Linked DNA regions of Homo sapiens: region 2 is linked to region 1. A link is a contact called in ENCODE Hi-C or POLR2A ChIA-PET data. All regions are on one chromosome and are shown on one strand. The core of a region is the stretch at or near the end of the contact, and the rest is flanking DNA. Distances in the headings are between cores, read along the strand shown.

What was found. Hi-C counts contacts between places; a loop is a spot of excess contacts on that map. ChIA-PET counts read pairs that join two places held with the same protein, here RNA polymerase II (POLR2A). Pooled maps may share reads with other maps.
Region 2: a loop to region 1 is called in a map of posterior vena cava, with 20 times the contacts of the local background. The contact joins the enhancer-like site here to the promoter of LHFPL7 in region 1. A Hi-C loop is called at or near these places in 20 of 168 maps with a recorded cell type or tissue (Calu3, HCT116, MCF 10A and 15 more) and 14 of 50 pooled maps. POLR2A ChIA-PET finds 5 or more read pairs at or near these places in 12 of 52 experiments (CD4-positive, alpha-beta T cell, Caco-2, H1 and 8 more).

What each region holds. Positions count from the first base shown.
Region 1 is chr22:24,944,938-24,948,652 of GRCh38, reverse strand. It overlaps LHFPL7 (LHFPL tetraspan subfamily member 7), which reads left to right and starts at 1,959. Exons shown (of 4, transcript NM_001388199.1): 1 at 1,959-2,081.
Region 2 is chr22:24,981,685-24,985,399 of GRCh38, reverse strand. All of the region lies in intron 1 of KIAA1671, which reads right to left. Among named protein-coding and RNA genes, the nearest start is that of KIAA1671, 31 kb to the right of the region's middle. Within about 2 kb of position 2,069, at least 3 of the 41 ENCODE cell types and tissues checked have a DNase peak (open chromatin) inside an H3K27ac peak, as active enhancers do; they include endothelial cell of umbilical vein, where a contact is called at or near this core.

The DNA.
Region 1 (3,715 bases), core at 710-3,209:
GAAGAGGAGGGTCCAGGGCTCCCTCCCTTGAAGCAGGTCAGGTCTGCTTGAATGACAGCGGGAGATGCAGGCCTAGGTGGCTAAGTAGATGCAGCAACTGACCCAAGCCGCCTGCAGGCGGAAGCAAGAGGAGGCTTGATCTTGTCCAGAGCTGCTGGCTGGCTGGGAAGGACGCAGCTGAGCACACCTGAGAAGGTGCATCAGTCAAGCCTGATACAGCGAGTAAACATCACAACTGAAATCCAAATCCAGTTTAGGCTAACTCCAGTGCCCTTCAACACATATTGATTGAAAGGGGAAAAATGAATATATGAATGATTGAATGAGTGACTGGGGAAAAAACCCAGGCAGCCACCACTCCAGACGCCCTCATTTTACAGGTAGAGAAACTGAGGCCAAGGAGGCAGTGATGCCCCAACTCAGGTCACACTGACTGAGGCGGCAGAGCTGGGACTTGAATGAAGCCTGAGACACGGCTTCACTGAGATTTTCTGCCTCTAACTGGCTGGGAACCTCCTGCTTCTGGCAATACCAACTGCCAGGTGCTCATTCGTTAATCTACAGGGAAAAGCTCGCATTTCCTGTGCACCGAGACGATGTCTTTTGTTCTCACCTTCCTAGCAGCCATCTCCCCTCTGCCAACAGCATCTCCGTTTTCCTCCAGGGAAGAATCCCACCCGCTACACTCAGTCCATGTCGTTTCAAGGGCGGTAAGCCTCGCGACACCCTTACTTGATCCTCACTTTCCAAACCTTAACCCCCAACCCTAGGACACAGGATGTAGGTCTGGCCAATCAGAGCATCCCATTTGCCTGGCCACAGTGATTGATTCGTGGTAGGCATGGGACCCAAGTTTGTCCATTGAGTGTTAATCACAGCACTTGCTGCAATAGTGTGCAAAGAGAAGCTTTCTTTTCTCTGGGGTTGCTGAGTCTCGGAATGTCAGCCTGGAGCCACCAAAGGGCAATATTGTTAGAGGGAATCCACCTAGAGAGTGAAGCCAACTGAGCAGAAAACAGAACTGAGAGCTGGAGAGAGAGAGGGGTTCTGAAGACATTGCTTATTTACCTGGATCCCACTATGCCTGAAGCCCATCCCAGAGAATTTTCAGTTACGTGAACCAATACATTTCTCATGTCTATTTGAGTGGTGCTTCCATCACTTATAGCAAAAGAATACCAGGCCAGGCGCGGTGGCTCACGCTTGTAATCCCACCACTTTGGGAGGCCGAGGTGGGCAGATCACAAGGTCAGGAGATCGAGATCATCTTGGCCAACAAGGTGAAACCCTGTCTCTACTAAAAAAAAAAAAAAAAAAAAAAATACAAAAAATTAGCTGGGCATGGTGGCAGGAGCCTGTAGTCACAGCTACTCAGGAGGCTGAGGCAGGAGAATGGCGTGAACCCAGGAGACAGAGCTTGCAGTGAGCCGAGATCGCACCACTGCACTCCAGCCTGGGCGACACAGTGAGACTCTGTCTCAAAAAAAAAAAAAAAAGAATACCAGCACCTACTCTGTGCCAAGTTTTGTGGTAAGGATAAAGATATTTAAGACACAGTGCCTGACTTTGAGACGTCCACAGCTCACAGGGAAGATCCTATGAGAAATACACAGAAATATGCATATCAGTTGCCTGGGCTGGAATTATGAGGGCAGAAAGGTAGAGAACACAGTGGCAGCCACTTCTAAACTCCCAATCCCATTTCTCCTCCTGAGATTCTATCTGTGGTTTCCTACACCTGGCGTTTAATCATAGATCAGTTAATCCCTATTGGTGCCTTGCCCTACCCAGAAAACACTATACTCTCCCCTTGTCCCCACCTGGAGATGGCTTTCCCCTCTTTGCTCAGCCCACCCAGCAGCCTGGAGTGAAAGCTTTTATTTAAGGAAGTGGGAAGGAAAAACCACACACACACACACAGACACACCCTCAGACCAGTTCATCAAGCATGCCCTTGCATTGTTCTACAAGCTAAATTATTCCTTCAAAGGAGAGGAGAATTGTATAAGGTCACAGACGTGGATCCAAAGCCGGAGCCTGAGCAGAGGTGGCCACGCTGGAGGGTCTTGACCTAAAGTGTGGTGAGTCTGGAGGGACAAGTGACCTGAGGTGAGGAGTGAGGAGGGAAGGAAACTGGGATAGCACAAAGCACGTTCAGGGGCTGTTACAGGCTTCAGGGGGCCCATGAGCCTCTGAAATGACATACAATTGTGTGTGTGTGTGTGTGTGGGTGGGTGGGTGGGTGCATGTGCGCTCATGTGTGCATGCTTGCTTATGTGAGAGTGCACGTGGAAACATCCATAGTTTTGTTTTCTGGGGTTTTGTTTTTTTGTTTTTCTTTTTTTGAGACAGTCTTGCTCTGTCGCCCAGGCTGGAGTGCAGTGGTGTGATCTCGGCTCACTGCAACCTCCGCCTTCCGGGTTCAAGTGATTCTCTTGCCTCAGCCTCCCGAATAGCTGGGATTACAGGCACCCGCCACCATGCCCAGCTAAGTTTTGTATTTTTAGTAGAGACAGGGTTTTGCCATATTGGCCAGGCTGGTCTCGAACTCCTGACCTCACGTGATCCTCCCGCCTTGGCCTTGCAAAGTGCTGGGATTATAGGTGTGAGCCACCACACCTGGCCAACATCCATAGTTTTAAATCATATCTTCAAAGGAATGCATCAAAGGGTTAAGTCCCACAGACCTTCCTTTTGTAGATGGGGAACCTGAGGCTCAGAGCCGTTACATAATTTGTCCTAGGTGGCACAGCCAATCTGTGACAGATGCTGGAATAGATCCAGAAATTGGACTTACCTGGCTGCATAGCCGGGAGAATGTGATAAGAGATAAAAGTCCTTCCCAGACCCAGTTTGCCCATCTGTGCATCTCAGCCTGGACATGGCCTGCACCCCCCAGGCTGGACTGGGTGCCCTTCCTCTGTGCTTGTCCCCAGTGTCACCCCAGGCTTTTTCATGGTGTGGAGCTGTGTCTGTACTCAAGCCTGTATATATCGATTGATGGGTTGGGGAAGATACACATCTCAAGCTTTGCTTACGCAACCTCACACTCAGACACCTCCGGCTGCCCTAGTAAACATGTTCCTTCTGCAGGTTCTTCGTCCCAGGTCAAAAGCCCTAGAGGCATCCTTGCCTGTTCACCTTCCCTCACACCCCAGGCCTATTCTATTAGCAAATCTGATCAGCTTGACCTTTGCCCTTCAAAATCAATCCAGAATCTGACCACTCTTTGTCCTCCTCCCCTAACCCCACCTCCACGTCCATCCACATCCACCTTTGTCTCTTGTCTGACTGACGAGTCATCTTCTGAAGACTTCTCCCTCTGCTTCCCTTCTGCCTGTTCTCCACCCAGGAGCCAGAGTGGTCTTTTGAAAACCTAGGATGGTTCATGTCATACCCCTGCTAAAGACCAGCCATAGACTCCCTACCACACTCACAAGTGAAAAGCCAGGCTAGGCACGGTGGCTCATGCCTATAATCCCCAAACTTTGGGAGACTAAAGCAGGAGGATCTCTTGAAGCCAGGAGTTCAAGACCAGCCTAGGCGGCCAGGCGCGGTGGCTCACACCTGTAATCCCAGCACTTTGGGAGGCCAAGGCGGGCAGATCACAAGGTCAAGAGATCGACACCAGCCTAGCCAACGTGGTGAAATCCCGTCTCTACTAAAAATACAAAAATTAGCTGGGCGTGGTGGTGCGCATCTGTAGTCCCAGCTA
Region 2 (3,715 bases), core at 820-3,319, 37 kb before region 1:
CCACTGCACTCCAGCCTGGGTGACAGAGCGAGACTCTGTCTCGAAAAAAAAAAAAGAAAGAAACAAAACACAGCAGGAAATAACGGCCTTTCACTCCACAGGGAATTTCAGATCCAGCCAACAAGCCCATCTCTTAGGAGGATATTAGCATCCTCAATACCTCGGAGACAGCACCTAATTTACGTTTTAAATCCCAGTGTGGGAAAATTGATATGTTCCCAGTTTGGAATGTGAATAGAGATGTTTTATCTGAATAGAGATATATTTTTACTTCCCAATAAGAAGAAAGCTCTTTTCCACATGAATATATATCCAAAAAATCAGAGAGACAGCAGCTCCGTGCTTCTGGAACAGTTGGAATTATCCTGCCATTTCATCTGGGCCCGGGGCCTAGGATACTATAACAACCCTCCAACATGCTCCTTGGTGGACACAGGTCAGCGTTTATTGCTGTTTGCCTGCTTTTTTTTTTTTTTTTTTTTTTTTTGAGACGTAGTCTAGCTCTGTCGCCAGGCTGGAGTGCAATGACACGATCTCGGCTCACCGCAACCTCCGCCTCCAGGGTTCACGCAATTCTCCTGCCTCAGCTTCCCGAGTAGCTGGGGTTGCAGGCACATGCCGCCAAGCCCATCTAATTTTTTTGCATTTTTAGTAGAGATGGGGTTTCACCATGTTGACCAGGATGGTCTCAATCTCCCGACCTCATGATCCGCCCACCTCGGCCTCCCAAAGTTTTACCTGCTTTTTCTCCTCTGCTCCTGAGCTTTGTCCTGAATGGGAAGACTCACAGCAGCTCACACATATAAGGGAATTAATTCCACGCTTATTAAGTTGCTGAAGCTGCCTCATCCCTTGCCCAGTAGCTAAACCGTCTCTTGACTGGGCAGATGATGCATTACCTTCACCAACAGGTGTAAAATCAGTGCTCCCTGTCCTGGGCTATTTCCCGTGCCCTGGACACCCAGCTATATTTGAGGATGGTCCTTTGCCTCCAGGTGTGTTGAGAACTTACAAGACTGAAGATGTTAGCTGAGGCCTTGAGCTTTCTTTCCCCTAGCTGTGTGACCCTAAGAAAACTGCTTAACCTCTCTGGGCCTGCATTTCCTCAAGAGATAAAAGTACTGCCCTACCTATCTGCAAAGGATTTGAGGCTTAGAACACTGGAGGGATGTCAGTGTGCTTGGGGGTAACCCTTAAGGCATGTACCCTCAGTCACTGTCATGCCCCTTCCTAATTAAGTGACTTTCTTCCAAAAGGGAATGCAACCACATAATGTCCCTGCTTAAGCCCCTGAGAGGCATTTAGAGTTAAATCCAAACACCGGCCAGGCGCGGTTGCTCACACCTGTAATCCTAGCACTTTGGGAGGCCGAGGCGGGCAGATCACCTGAGGTCGGGAGTTCGAGACCAGCCTGACCAACATGGAGACACCCCATCTCTACTAAAAACACAAAGTTAGCTGGGCGTGGTGGTGCATGCCTGTAATCCCAGCTACTTGGGAGGCTGAGGCAGGAGAATTGCTTGAATCCAGGAGGCGGAGGTTGTGGTGAGCCGAGATCGCACCATTGCACTCCAGCCTGGGCAACAAGAGTGAAACTCTGTCTCAAAAAAAAAAAAAAAAAAAAATTCCAAACACCTTTCCATGGCCCCATACCCCAGGCCCCCAGACCCCCAGCTTCAGCCCCCACCGCACAGTCACACAGGCCTCTGTGCCGCACTCCTGCCAGAAAGCCCTAGCGCAAGCTGTTCCCTCTGCTTCAAACAACCGCACCTTGAACCACCCCCGCCCCCCCACCATACACACATCCTTTAAGTCTGAGCTTTAATGGCCCTTCTTCAGTGTAATGGGAGAAAAACTGTCTCCCCAAAATTCAGGTCCACCTGTAATCTCAGAATGCGACCTTCTTTGGAAATAGGGTCCTTGTAGATGTAATTAGTTAGGTCTGAATGAGGTCACTCTGCATTAGGGTGGACCCTAATCCAATGACTAGTGTCCTTATAAAAAAAGAACACACAGACATACAGCTAGAAGCCAAAAAACGCCAACAATTGCCGGAAGCCACTGGAAGCTGAAGAAGAAAGGAGGGATTCTCTTTTACAGCCTTTGAAGCAGTGTGGCTCTGAGGACACTATTAGCCTCAAGAAAGTCGGAAAACACAGTGCTGTTGTTTTGAAACCACCCAGATTGTGATAATTTGTTAAGGTGCACTCAGAAAAGCACAAGCCGAAGCTCAGCTAAAGTTCATCCCCCATTTTCTTCAAAGCATCCTGGTCTTCTTTCTCCCTCCTGCCAGGTCTGCCTCTCCCTCCAGCCCACAGACCCCAAGAGAGAAGGGATCTCAGCTGCAGGGTTCCCTGTAGCCCCCAGCACAGAGCCTGGCCCACAGCAGGTGTCAGAGGAGTACTTTCCAAATGAATTCAACAGATGCCTGGAAGGAAGCTCAGAAAGGCCAAGGGACTCATCCAAGGTCACACAGCAGGTTGAAGCAGGCCAGGGAAACCAGCACCCAGGCCACTGGCCTCCCTATGAGTGATTCAAGGAGCCAAGACGCTGGCACTCATCCTGCAAGGACTTGGGTCCGGCAGGAGAAGCTCCCTCTCCCTCCCAATTCCCAACTTCCAGGCCTGTGCCCTCTGGGATCTGTGCCCAGCCAACACCACGACCTTGGCAGGGACCATCCCAGCTCAGTGACCCTGGAGATAAAAGCCTCTTGGGTCCTCCTGAGGTTCTGGGGCTGCTGTGGGGCAAGGGATGCCCTAGACTCAAGTTACCCCAGCACCCACAGGGCAAATGCCAGTGACCAGCAAAGGCCGCTCAAGAAACAGGCCCTCACCCATGCAGACCCACAACCCTGCACCCACCTGGCTCCTGCCTCACACACCCTCATTCCCTAGCTCTGCATTGATGAGTGTGGGAGGCACACAGTCCAGAGAATGGACATTAAATAGCACTGACTCACGGAAGAAAAGTGATTCCAGCCAGGAGAAGGTCTCCATGAGGTGCCAGCCTGTCTTTAACACTTCCGCGACACTTGCTAATCACGCTTTTTAGCAAAGAGAGAGTAAGGCCACTTCTAGCCCAAAAACCTGCAGTGAAAGCGGCATTTATTTAGTGGGAACTTGATGACACTGTTTGATTTCCTTTGCCTGTATTTCTTAAGTAATCTACTTATAACCAGCATCGCTGGTGTTATCAATTGACAGTAATAATACATAGAATTATTTGAGTACAATGAGGTGGGGGTGGTTTTAGATAATTAGAGGAATAATAACATAAGAAGTAAAAAGATGTGGAAACATCACTCAAGTGGTGCGTGGATGACAGAGCTTGGGGGACTCTACACTCATTTGTTCATTCATTCACTTACTTTATCCATGATGTACACATATACACATGTCTCTCCTCAGGTAATTCAGGCAGCATCCAGTAATATATGGTTATGCCTCCCAGGCCAGGTGCCATAAGAATCACCTGGGGAGTTTTCCTTTTATGTTAGACAGAGTTTTGCTGTGTCACCCACGCTGGAGTGCAGTGGTGCAATCACAGCTCGCTGCAGCTTCAACCTCCCAGGCTCAAGCAGTCCTCCACCTTGGTCTCCCAAGTAGCTGGAACTAGAGGAGCATGCCATCACACCCAGCTAATTTTTCTATTTTTTGTAGAGATGGGGTCTCGTCACGTTGCCCAGGCTGATCTTGAACTCCTGGCTCAAGCAATC